Linked DNA regions of Homo sapiens: regions 1 and 3 are each linked to region 2. A link is a contact called in ENCODE Hi-C or POLR2A ChIA-PET data. All regions are on one chromosome and are shown on one strand. The core of a region is the stretch at or near the end of the contact, and the rest is flanking DNA. Distances in the headings are between cores, read along the strand shown. Region 1 overlaps SORBS1 (sorbin and SH3 domain containing 1). Region 2 holds the start of ALDH18A1 (aldehyde dehydrogenase 18 family member A1). Region 3 holds the start of ENTPD1-AS1 (ENTPD1 antisense RNA 1).

What was found. Hi-C counts contacts between places; a loop is a spot of excess contacts on that map. ChIA-PET counts read pairs that join two places held with the same protein, here RNA polymerase II (POLR2A). Pooled maps may share reads with other maps.
Region 1: a loop to region 2 is called in a pooled map, with 3 times the contacts of the local background. The contact joins the enhancer-like site here to the promoter of ALDH18A1 in region 2. A Hi-C loop is called at or near these places in 2 of 50 pooled maps. POLR2A ChIA-PET finds 5 or more read pairs at or near these places in 3 of 52 experiments (H1, activated T-cell and common myeloid progenitor, CD34-positive).
Region 3: a loop to region 2 is called in a map of naive thymus-derived CD4-positive, alpha-beta T cell, with 18 times the contacts of the local background. The contact joins the promoter of ENTPD1-AS1 here to the promoter of ALDH18A1 in region 2. A Hi-C loop is called at or near these places in 1 of 168 maps with a recorded cell type or tissue (naive thymus-derived CD4-positive, alpha-beta T cell), 2 of 37 single-sample maps with no recorded cell type and 8 of 50 pooled maps.

Annotation. Positions count from the first base shown.
Region 1 is chr10:95,392,087-95,396,250 of GRCh38, forward strand. SORBS1 (sorbin and SH3 domain containing 1) reads right to left here. Exons shown (of 33, transcript NM_001034954.3): 14 at 2,915-2,989; 15 at 2,525-2,587. Among named protein-coding and RNA genes, the nearest start is that of PDLIM1, 100 kb to the left of the region's middle. Within about 2 kb of position 2,150, at least 7 of the 41 ENCODE cell types and tissues checked have a DNase peak (open chromatin) inside an H3K27ac peak, as active enhancers do.
Region 2 is chr10:95,654,787-95,658,631 of GRCh38, forward strand. ALDH18A1 (aldehyde dehydrogenase 18 family member A1) reads right to left here and starts at 1,925. Exons shown (of 18, transcript NM_002860.4): 1 at 1,811-1,925. RefSeq lists a silencer at 1,662-1,771.
Region 3 is chr10:96,087,412-96,091,524 of GRCh38, forward strand. It overlaps ENTPD1-AS1 (ENTPD1 antisense RNA 1), which reads right to left and starts at 2,824. Exons shown (of 6, transcript NR_038444.1): 1 at 2,571-2,824; 2 at 1,855-1,896. RefSeq lists enhancers at 2,544-2,913, 2,924-2,973.

The DNA of each region.
Region 1 (4,164 bases), core at 900-3,399, 260 kb before region 2:
GGCATACATCTTTCCTATGTTAAGAAGGATGTGCATAGAGCGCAGGGCCACCTATCGGGGAGCACAGAGCTGGAGCAGCACCACGGACAGGGCTGATGAGGCCCTGCTGGAGCTCACAGACAACATGAAAACCACAAATCAAGGATCAAGAAATCCAGAGACTCTCTTGAAATGGTTTAAAAAAAAAAAAAAAAAAACCTCAAAACCAAAAACCCTGTGATTATTTTAAATGATCTAGCTCAAATGTTTCCATCACTTGTAAGAAGCCTTGATCTAATTGAATACATCAGTGATCTATGCCCGGATATGTCATCTAGGCAGGAGTGGGGGCGTGAGATGGAATTTACCCTATTTTTAAAAGATCTCCAGGGAGGATGTCTTTTTAGAAACTTGTGTTAAAGTCTAATCATCTTTGCTATTAATTTTTTTATATCCAACCTAATTTTTTCCTTTTTATTCTTTAAGACTATTTCTTCCTTTCGGTCTCTGAAAATAAAAAAATAGTAAGGTTTGCTTCTAAATTATATGTGATAAGTTATCATGACATCCCTTACTGTTTATGCCTCTATGCAAAATAAATCCAGTTCCCCATATGCTGGACTTGATGCATGCCAAAAATCAGACGTGATCGTCAGCAGGGGTTGCTAGGTATGGTGGCTGATGACACAGGAGCTCTGGCTGTGCGGCCATGAAACCCTGTCTTTGGACCAACAGCCAAGCTGACTGTGGAAGCTGTGGGTGCTGCCTGTGGCAGGCCTAAGGCAGTCTTCCAGTCTGATGGGAGCCACTGTTCCTCTCCACAGGATTTCTTCAAGTGGGCCTTCCTTTGCCTGTGTCCGTGGGATACTGTGCCTTCTGCATGCTCTGTGCTTGTTGCCTTGAAGGAAACTCTTATCTTACGAGTTTGGCTGGGTTTGCAAGTCTAAATAAAGCACAAATCGAAAATTGCAACTAGTCAAAATTACTCTGAAAAAACTCCCTAACTCAACTCAGTCAGTTGTTTCTTCACCAATGCTTTTGTGTGGTAATCAGTATCATGAGACAGAAAGACTGCGCTCTCTACACCAAATAGACTCTTCTTGGCCTTGAGGAAGACACTGATCAGAATTAAATTATCAGCTTTTAGTTCTGTAAGTCTGGGTTTGTTTGGTAGACCTTTCTTTTCATTCAAAATAGGCCCCAGGTATGAAATGGTTGGAAACCAATTACTGGGGCATATGAGAGACCAAAAATGGCCTATGGTATTTTAACTGTATCCAACACATCCCAGTGTGTCATCTCATATATGACTGATCAGTAAGAGTTTGGTGAATGATTGAATGAACAACTTTACCAATGATGAGAAGGGCTGAGAGGGATGGTCTGCTGAGCAGATTAGAGTAGAGAAGCATCAAGATGGTGGCACTGGCATTCATCCCTAAGAAAGAACTCTGGCTCCACAGTCCAAAGCCTTCATCATCGCTGTTTTCCAGGTATTGCTGAGGGCCCACTGTGTGCCGGCAAGGTTTTCTGTGGCGTTCTGGACACACGCTCTCACAACTGCCCCCACACTGGACTCAGTCAGCTGAAGTGACCTTGCTGAACTCTCTGCCAGATGGGAACTTCTGAGGATGGGGTACATGTCCTATTCATGGCATTACTTCCAACGACAGTGCCTGGCACACAGCAAGTGTTCAATACTACTTGAATGAATGAAGTTCAGAGCACTCAACATCTCATCCTAGAACAGTATTTAACAAAACTTCCTCCTCCATACCGTATCTATTCACCCTCATCTGGATTACTCATCCAAAGATCAGATAATCCCTGCTATTAGGATAATTCTCAAGATGTTGCCCCTAACTCACATTTTAGAAACTTCCTTGACATTTAGACTTTTTCCCCAGAAATAATATTTCTTAGACACAAATGTGACTGTCTTCCCCAGCAGGTACAAATTCCTATCCAGCTCTTTCATTAAATGTTTTCCAGCTTAGCTAAAACCCTTATTTTCAAGAAATGTCATCTCCCACTATGACTGAATCTTATACCTGGATACCTCTTTAGGAATTCCCTACCAAAGAGAGATACCCTGAGGGCCCATGAAAAGAGTTAGTTGCAGGCATGAGAACTGGGTAATTTTCCTGTTGACGGTTACAGATCTACCTCCTGCCCACCCGCTATAATGACTCAGCTTCCCTGAGTCACTGCTCAACCACCAGCATCAGGTGACCACCTCAGGTACAAAGCCTTGGGTAGTTGGGTAAAGGCAGCTTTGACCAGAGCCCCACATGTTCAAAACATTGTAACTAAGCTAACACTGGCTACCCCGTTAATCATGTAAACCCTAGGGGAATAGGACTAAAATACCATCTGGATAGACTCCGGTGATACAGTCAGCAAGGAGTGAGACACCACCACAAAACACAAGGTTAGAGGGAAGCAAATGACTGGGAAACAGCCCTTAGCCACCAGGAAAAACCCCAAGGTAAAAAAGAAAGTAGCAGCACCAGTACGGAGAGGCACACAATTTTCCTTTAATTACCTTCAGATTTAGGACTAGGAGTAGATGCAGGAAACTGGTAGGTGGGAGTGTAAGGATTGTCCTCTGTAGCAGAGAAAAGCAGTGGATTTTGAAACTATCCACCAGGAAGTAGAGGAAGTGACAAATCCCAATTGACTCTTTCGAATGACTGATTACCTATTTTAGTGTTATTAAAGCACACAGGCATCACACTTAAAAATAGATTAATGAATTAGAAAGGATTTAGTTATTTTAACATAGCACATCATGCAAATGAGTGAAATAAAATTTTCACCAGCCAAAAATGACTATGAAAATAAAATCTAAAAGCCCAAATCTTATGCCTACAATGGAACTATAAGAATTAATTTAAAGCTCGGACAACAGATATGCTGTCTAAGTTTATGGTACCTTCGGAAGTTTGCTGGATTTCAGGAAGTTCAGGGAATTTGTACGTAGGGAAATAAGGGTTTTCTTCAGGAGTGTCTAGGCAGAGGAGCAGGTTTGGGAGAGAGAATAGAGGAAGATACAAATGGAGAGAATAAACGAGTAGGAATCCACATACAATTTAGGCTCCTTGAATTCTGGAACATACTAAGCTTCACTAGTGATATGAAAGAAATTCAAACTGCTTTTAAAAATCCAGTCCTTTTGCCTGAATTACCGAGACACATAGAAAGAGACAATACCATTACTCTTCTTGGACAAAGAATTGCCATGAACAGGCTCCAATGGGCAAGAAACATTTAACATAAAGCATCAGGTTTTTACTTTTGATAGGCAAGAAATATTAAGTATGATAATAAATAGTATGTAATAAACATGCTATCCTAACATGATTTTTTTAAATCAAAGCTTGTATTGTGGACATTCAGCAAACAAGTAGATCATTAATTTTTCAAATACCTCTGCCTACCATTAAGGCAGGTAGTTTTGTTTAGCACCTACAATTTAGATTAAGAACTATAACATGAGAACACCAAAGCTGCCTGTGGGGCAAAATTACATATTTTGCACATTTACATGCATTAATGTCTCTGCAGTTAGGCTTCCAAAGCTGGGTCTAAAGGTGAGAGTCACAGATTGCAAGACGAAATGGGCAGTGACTTCAGGAAGTGATGAGTGGAGATGACCCCATCTGATCACAGAAATCCAAGCATTTAGTTTCACCACTGTGACCACGCTCATCCACCCAACCACAGCGGATTTACTCTTCATTGGAAATGCTAAACGCCTCAATATTTAGAGCACTTCGATATTTAGAAACAGTTTGAACAGGGGCACACCCAGGTTCACTTTGAACCCAGCAGGAGTTAATTAACAGTGATGTTAGCTGGCATCCGCAGCTCATCAGAGAGATTGCACTTAGGTGGGAACACTGACCAGAACACTTTCTCTTTGCCTTCATGTGTCATCCATGACAGGCAGCCAGACTGGATGTGGGTAAGGGGAAGGGCAGGATGCTCTGCCTGTGGGAGAAGTGGTACCCTTCCCACAGTGCAGCTGCATCCCGCCTATCAGCTGACTGGCGGCACAGGCAGCGATGGGAGCCGGTGGGGTCATGTCCTGCCCAAGCACTGGCCTGCGGTTCTCCATGCTGGGTCACCTGCTGATAGCCCAGCCGGCATCTGATTTGGAAGTGCTGCTCTTTCAGCTTGAGC
Region 2 (3,845 bases), core at 675-3,174:
AAGTTTGCTGCTTATATAAATTCCTTCAATAATGGCTGCTAAACAATTATTTACATGTGAATTCTCCAAAATAACTACAGAAGAGCCAAAGGGTAAAACAATCAAATTCCAGTTCCACCTCCCTAAGAAACCTTCCCCAGCAAGGCTAGTCTTCACAGCTGGATATAATTCTATAGGTTAGCTTTTAAATAGCTCATGACTACTGCTTTTCCCATCTGGATTACAAACTTTCCATTGACAATATGGCAAAAACGATGAGGAACAAGGCCTTTGAAGTTGGTCAGATTTGGGTTCGAGCTCTGCACTTGCTGTGTGTCTTGTGGAGAGTTACCCAATTTTTCTTTATTATTATTATTATTATTATTATTATACTTTAAGTTTTAGGGTACATGTGCACAATGTGCAGGTTAGTTACATATGTAAGAGTTACCCAATTTTTCTAAGCCTCTGTTTCCTCACTTATAAATCAGGGATACTAACACTATGGACCTCATGAAATTATAGTGAGAATTAAAAGAGAGAATGCGTGGAAAGTGCTTGGGTACAACAAATGGTCAGTAAATGTCAGTTTTCCTCCTTTTGTCTTTTAGGCACTAATGATGCCTTACAATTATTTTTTCCTTAATTTCCTTCAAGACCCATCACGGGAACAAAGAATTCAACGAATATTCACTATTAGATACAATCACACACATATATTGACTGACTGTTTACCTCTCTATTAACCAAGAGTCATTGAAAGCTCTGAACACCTACGGTCACTGAAATAAGAGATTGAAGACTGACGTAGAAACCAAGCCTCCTGACCTCTCCCCTGTACCACCATCTCTGACTGACCAGGCAGAGTGTATTACGCCCTCGAGAAGCACACAGTTGATCCCAAGGAGCAAAGAGAGTGTGTGTGTGTGTGTGTGTGTGTGTGTATCTAGACTCGTGTCTAGATTTGTGTGACTGTGTCTCGACTCTGTGTGTGTGTTTAGACTCCATATCATCAGTTGAAGAAAGTTTTCACGTTTTGACTCAAGACATTTCTCAATATCTCTTTACAGACTAAACAGAATGCCCTTATCTAACTGATTTGAACAGAGAAGTGAACCTCAGTCCCAGCACAGTTCACCCACAAACACATGCTCGGTATATGGCTCACCACTTAAATACAAAGATCCGATGGGCCTCACCACCTCAGAGGGCAGGGGATAATGATGGGGGAAGGACGAGGTGGGGTATGTGGGTGCGTCCTGCTGTAACAGGAAGACCCCAGCATACACAGAATGCCATACTGCAAAGGGAGTCTGGCTTTGAGGAGGGGATGATGAACGCCTGGAGGGCCGCGGGGAACTAGGGACCCAGGCCCCTGAGAGTCAGCGTGCGGCCAGCTAAAACCCGCGGCATCCCGGCGCTGCCACCACCGCCACCCACGCCACCCACCAGTGCAGGCTCCATACTCTTGGAAAGAAGGGGCCCGCGGATGCCTGAAGTCTCCACTTGGCCCAGTTCCTTACATGGTGTACCCAGGGGAGGCCGGGGAGGTCAGGGCCCGTAGCCATCCGTAGATCCCGGGGCGGCCGCGCACCGGCATATGGGAGCGCGCCACGGTCTTGCAGCGCGCCCTGGGCGGCCCGATGCAGCCGCCATCCCTCGGCCGAGGCCCACACCTACCCATGGGCCAGATCCCCGGGCCCCGGCACCTGCTCCGGCAGCGTCCCCGCTCCAGCGGCCCGGCGCTCACGCCCCTCGCGCTTGAGCCTGGGCGCGCAACAGCTTCCGCAGAGACGCGGGCGCCTAGCCATCCCCGCCGCTCGCCGCGTACCTTCCTCACCACCGCCGCCTTCGCCCCCTGGCACTACCGCGGGTCCGCACTCCACGCCGGGCTGATTCCGGCGCTCGCTCACTCTCTTTTTTCTTCCGTCCACGTCCCGCACGATGACGTTACGTCAGTGGCGTAAGAGTAAACCTGGGCAGCCGGCCCTACGCTGTTGACGTGGGGCGAGGGCCTGTCCTGGAGCTGCGGCGCGGCAATGGCGTAGGCCCCTTTCGAGAATCAAGCCAGCGCTCCACGTGGCGGGCCAGCCCACCAGGCCCCGGCAGCCTGGAAGAGGCGGGACTCGAGTTCAGGGGGAACGCCCACGTCCCGGGAGGGGACAGGGGCCGGAGACAGGGGCGAAGACACCTTCGAAACGCCGCCCCACTGGGCCTTCCAGGGAGGTAGAAGAGGTGCCTGGCACCCTCAGCTGCTGGTAGATTTCATAAGGTGTGTTTGTCAATGTTAACCATTTATATCCCGGGCACACCTCGGAAATAGGTTGGATCAACTTACATATGTTTGTTACTTCAGGCACATCCTGGGAATAGATTGGATCAGTTTACACACATTTGCAAACTTTGGCTCCTTAAATGGAAGCATTTTGGCACTGCAATCAAATTACTTGCCCCCTAGTCATCTGGAGGTTTCCCCAATGGTCCCATCTCAACTCCCTTTCATCAAAGGCAGTTGTAAGAATATTGCATTTTAAAATAGGATATTCAATCTATGACAACTAGAACTATTCCAAAGGTGAATGCAGACTCACCTTTAAAGAGAGACCACAAAAACCTGGCACTGTGGTGTGTGCCTGTAGTCCCAGCTACTCGTAGGTGGAGGCAGGAGAACCACCTGAGCCCAGGAGTTCAAATCCAGCCTGGACAACACAGCAAGACCCCACCTCTTAAAAAGAAAAAGAAAAAAAGTGAAAACACAGATTTTTCTCCCTCTTTCCTTGCTGTATTTTGCTCAAAGGACACATTCCTGCATAGGCACATAGTGCTGGGTGGTGGGAGGGCAGCACTTGATAGGAGGTTGGGCACAGAAAGGCATCATGCCCTTCTGTCGTCCCTGATAACACTACTAAGCCTATTTATTCATTTTCTTGTTTATTAAACACTGGCTACTGCTATGGTCTGAATATGTCCCCCAAAATTCATATGTTGGAAACTTAATTCCCAATGCAAGAATATTGGGAGGTGGGGCCTAATGGGAGGCATTTGGGTCAAGAGTGCTCCACCTTTATGAATAGAGTGACCCTCATGAATAGATTAATGCTGCTATCAAAAGGTTTGTGGAGGTGGGTGTTCTCTTCTGCTCTTCTGCCCTTCCACCACGTGAGGATACAGCAAGAAAGCCCTCACCAGATGCTGGCACCTTGATCTTGGACTTCCTAGCCTCTAGAACTGTGAGAAATAAATTTCTATTATTTAAAAATTATCCAGTCTGTGTTATTGTGTTTTAGCAGCACAAAATGGACTGAGACAGCCAAGCATTCCCTGGGTGTGGAAGAAGACATAGCTGAGTTCACAGCCTTATGGAAGAGAGAGATATATGAGCAAATAATTACAATACCATGTGATGAATACTAAAGAATGGGATGGCCAGACATTCAGGGATGGCTGAAATGGTTTGACTTTGTGTCCCCACCCAAATCTCACCTTGAATTGTAATTCCCATAATCCCCACCTATGGAGGGTGGGACCTGATGGGAGGTGATTGGATCATGGGACTGTTTCCCCCATGCTGTTCTTGTGATAGTGAGTTCTTATGAGATCTGGTGGTTTTATAAGGGACTCTTCCCCCTTCACTGGTTTGCTTTCTCCTGCCTGCCACCATGTAAGACTTGCCTCTTCCCCTTCCACCATGATTGTAAGTTTCCTGAAACCTCCCCAGCCATGTGAAACTGTGAATCATCTAAATCTCTTTTCTTTATAAATTACCCAGTCTTGGGTATGTCTTTGTAACAGTGTGAAAACAGACTAATACAATGGCTTTAAAAAGAGTTGATATTCAAATTGTGCTTTGAAGCACTAGAAGTAAG
Region 3 (4,113 bases), core at 1,574-4,073, 430 kb after region 2:
CTACTTGGGAGGCTGAGGCGGGAGGATCACTTGAGCCTTGGAGGCAGAGGTTGCAGTGAGCCAAGATAGCGTCACTGCACTCCAGCATGAGCAACAGAGTGAGATTGTCTCAAACAAAGAAAAAAGAAATGAAGACTTGTTTACTTCATTGAGTAAATGATTACTGAACACTCACTATGTGCCAGGCATGTTCTCAATATGGGGGATTCACAGGTGATAAAGACAAACATAGTTTCTACTTTTCCATTATCATGAAGCCCAAATTTTTTAAAAATTTATTTTGCAGATGTCATCAAACGAAGTCTATGTGTTATCTTGAATCATTTACATTCAAAAATACTTAATCCTGCAATAAAATGTTAAAAAGTCACAGATGTTACAGAGTCAGGGTTGAAAAAGAGCTCATTAGTTCCAAGATGCACATTATTTTACATTTTGACATCTCTGAAATCAGTCACATCTTACAATGTAATCAGACTAGACGGCAATGGAGATGGAGTTGGCACTGCCGTGCATCAAAACTTCAAAACTCAGAATGAGCACTAGGGGCTTGGAAGAAAATCCCAGGTTTGATGGTAAAGGCACCATTTTAAGGAATTTTTTTTTTTTTTTTTGTGGTAGAGATGGGATATCGCTATGCTGACTGACCAGGCTGGTCTCAAACTCCTGGCCTCAAGCAATCCTCCCATCTGGGCCTCCCAAAGTGGTGGGATTACAGGCGTGAAGCACCACACCCAGCCTTAAGGATTTCTGATGATTCAAGATTCAATAAAACATAATAGTTCAAAGTTTTCATTTATTATAGGTGAGGAAAATGAAATTCAGAGTGGTCACACAACTTGCCCTAGTTTACAAAGCTGGACAGGTAGAATAGAGTCCAGGTCTGTTTTCTACAGTCATTCACTCTTCTACCAGTGTTCAGTTATATGGAGGAAAAGGGTGTCATACAAAACAAGTAGGTAAGAAGATGGCTCTAAGTTACAAAGACGGATTTGTAACTTAATCCGTCCTTGCCTCAGTTTCTCCATCTATTAAAACAGGGATTTAACAAACCTAACTCACAGTACTGCTGTAAGCATTAAATAAAATATGTCTAGCAATTATCACAAAGATTGGCATATGGTAAATACTCCATAAATGTCAACTACTTGAGATCAAACTTTACATTTATTATACACTAAGTCAAGCCCACATATAGTTGTCTAAAGCGCTTGAAAACTAAATAAACTGGTCAAGTGTTTGAAGTGATAAATACAATGAAAATTTCCACCTTAACAATGTTTTGTCCAGGTACTATGCCAAGAACCCAATAGACCTACCTGCAAGAAACCATACAAAAAGCAAGATTCCAGGCTGGCATGACGATCAAATTATGTACTTCAATGCGTGTGAATGCATTTATAAGCACAGTCTCAATACATAAATAAGGAACAAAATATTTAAAATGTATAAACAGATCATTTCTCTTTGCTTTCTTTAAAATACTATATCAGAATCACCTGAGGAACTTGATAACAATTTTTTTAAAAACTATTATAACTACGTATATTAAGCCTTGTTAAAACCACAAGTTTTAGAGGTTTAAGCCTTACTAGGTCAGCTCTTCTGATTTTGAGAGTTTAAGTGAAAATTTAAATTATAACACAGTATGTGGAGTAAACCTGCTTCAAATATTAGTTTCTACATTATTGTTTCTATAAAAATAGTAATCTTCTGTATTTTAATATCAACTCATCACATATTAAATATTTCAGTCAAATCAAAATTTCATTTGAAATCTTCAATCTAAAAAATACACAGTTAAGCGCTTAAAAAGTAATTTTAACCACTAGGAAATGTTAATGATTAACTCACATTTGTTTCTGTTTCACTCCATGACAAAGTCTATAGGACACCCTGCAGAGAGGAAAACTCACATTAATATACCCATAATTTTACTTTCAGAAGCTTCTGGTAATCAAAGACTTATTATGAGGTGTCTTCATGTTACCACTGCGCAGTAGCAAACTTAAAATATTCTAAAGATTAATCTATTTTCTCATTTTTTTAATGCTTTTGTTAAAATCTCAACAAGTACTAACATGTTATCTAAATTTAAACCTTAAAACAATAACACGACCCAATATGTGAACTCTGCCTATTAATTCTAAAACTTTTAATAATAGTTTGCTTATGTTTGAGACTTAAAACAATAACATACTGCACTACACCCATCTTAGATATTTTCTAGGATCAAAGTCTATCTGGAGCAGGGCAAGCTGTGGTTGAGGGTGGTTGGGTCAGCAGGTAAGAGCCTTATGACCAGCTCTAAACGCCTCCACGGTGAGGAGCACCTCGAGCTAACAGACCAAGCACCAAAGGGTGGAACAGCTCAAGGTTGCATTTAGGAGACTCCAGCCTCGGCCGCCCGTGACTCCTCGACGAGCCCCACCTCTCTCGGTTCCAGCATCCGGCCCGCCCCTTCCTCCCAGGCTACCACAGTATCGCCCGCCGAGCTCCCGGGCTGCGGGAAATGACGGAAACAAAAACTTGGTACACAAAGAAGGGCTAGGTCAGAAGTGAGGTCCCACCCTGGCAAGAAGGGCGACTTTTCTAGAAAAACTTAGCGGCAAGTTAACGGGAAGCGCGGCGACACAGTTCCTACGATTGTGGGGGGCACTCTGCCGCCAGGCAGTCTCATCCTTTGTCCTTTGAGAGGCCTCCTTGAAGCCGAAGGCTCTTAAGTGTCCCTGGGCAACCCTTGACTCGATCTCCATTACGGGCCCTCACTGACAGCAGCCATGACAGTTGCTTCCGGATATATTGAATCGCCGCGGCCAGAGTCTCCCGGAAGTGACGCAACGCGGAGGGATCCGCGTTCGGCAGTGGGAGACCGAAGCGAAGTGGTTCCCGGAAGCGGCTGCAGCTGGGCTGCTGGTGGCGGGGCGGGGGTAGAGTGGGGAGAGAGGTTGTGGGTCTTACAACCAACCAACCCCAACACGTTTTACGTGTTAGGCAGGCATTGTGCTGAACACCTCATTGGCAAGCCATTTAATCCCTTCCTTACAATCCCAGCAGTCAGAAATGTATCACTTACATTTTATATATGGGGAAACTAAGGTTAAGAGAGGGCAAGTAAATTTGTCCGAGATCGTATAGCTGGTACTTGGTGAACGTGGTCTAACCCAGACACCGCGTTCTCCCTGGTGACTCCATTTTGTAAAACCAGAGCTGTTGGCGCATGGCATCCTCGTAAGCCCCTTTAAGTTAGGCACTCTGTTGCCCAGAGAGGGGCCAACTTGTAGCCAGTATGCTCTTTATGGTGAACACAAGGCCCACGTGTGTGCCTGGGTCCCCTTGGCTGAACCTCGGATTTCAATTGGTTTCTGACACCTTGCCTTTGCAGCATTCTCCGTCTGCAGCGCTGGTTACCTGAGGAAACTGTCAATGATTGCTAGGCTCTGGGGAACATTTTAGCTCCGTTTAGGCCCTTTTAAATCCAGGACTAAGACAGTTGGAGGCCTCTCACCATCACCAGATACTCTAGCTGGCCTTAACAGAGGGCCAAGGACCATAATCTTGGACTTTCCACCAGACCAAGTGTTTGTTTGGCTTCTGTTTCTTTAGAATATGACTGAAAACCAATCTGTAGTTTGTTTAGTCTTCTTTCTGCATTGACCAGTACTCACATAATAAAGTGGGACTAGCCACTAAGGCTATGTTTTTGTAAAAACAAATTATGCCTAGAAAAACACAAGAAATACATCAAAATTAACAGTGATAGTGTTTGAATAGAGAGTGATTTTATTTTTTTCTCTCTGCTTTCTCTTTTGCATATCTGCTATAAAACCCTTTTAAAATAGAAAAATAAGCAAACTGGCTATGGTAAAAACATTTTTAATTGCCTGCTGTTATAATGACGGCAAAGGCATGTTGTCACATTTTGATAAATGACCGTCCTTGATACAAATCACGTAGAGAAATCCTGTTTGACTAGAAAAGCATTGGATTTTTGTGAGTCAGTGTATTCTCAAAATTTTCGATATTTTGTTTTGGTTCTATAATCCTCACAGGAAAAGTAAAAAAGCAAATTGATGTTTTTCACACACTTTCGTATGAGAGTATGCTACCACC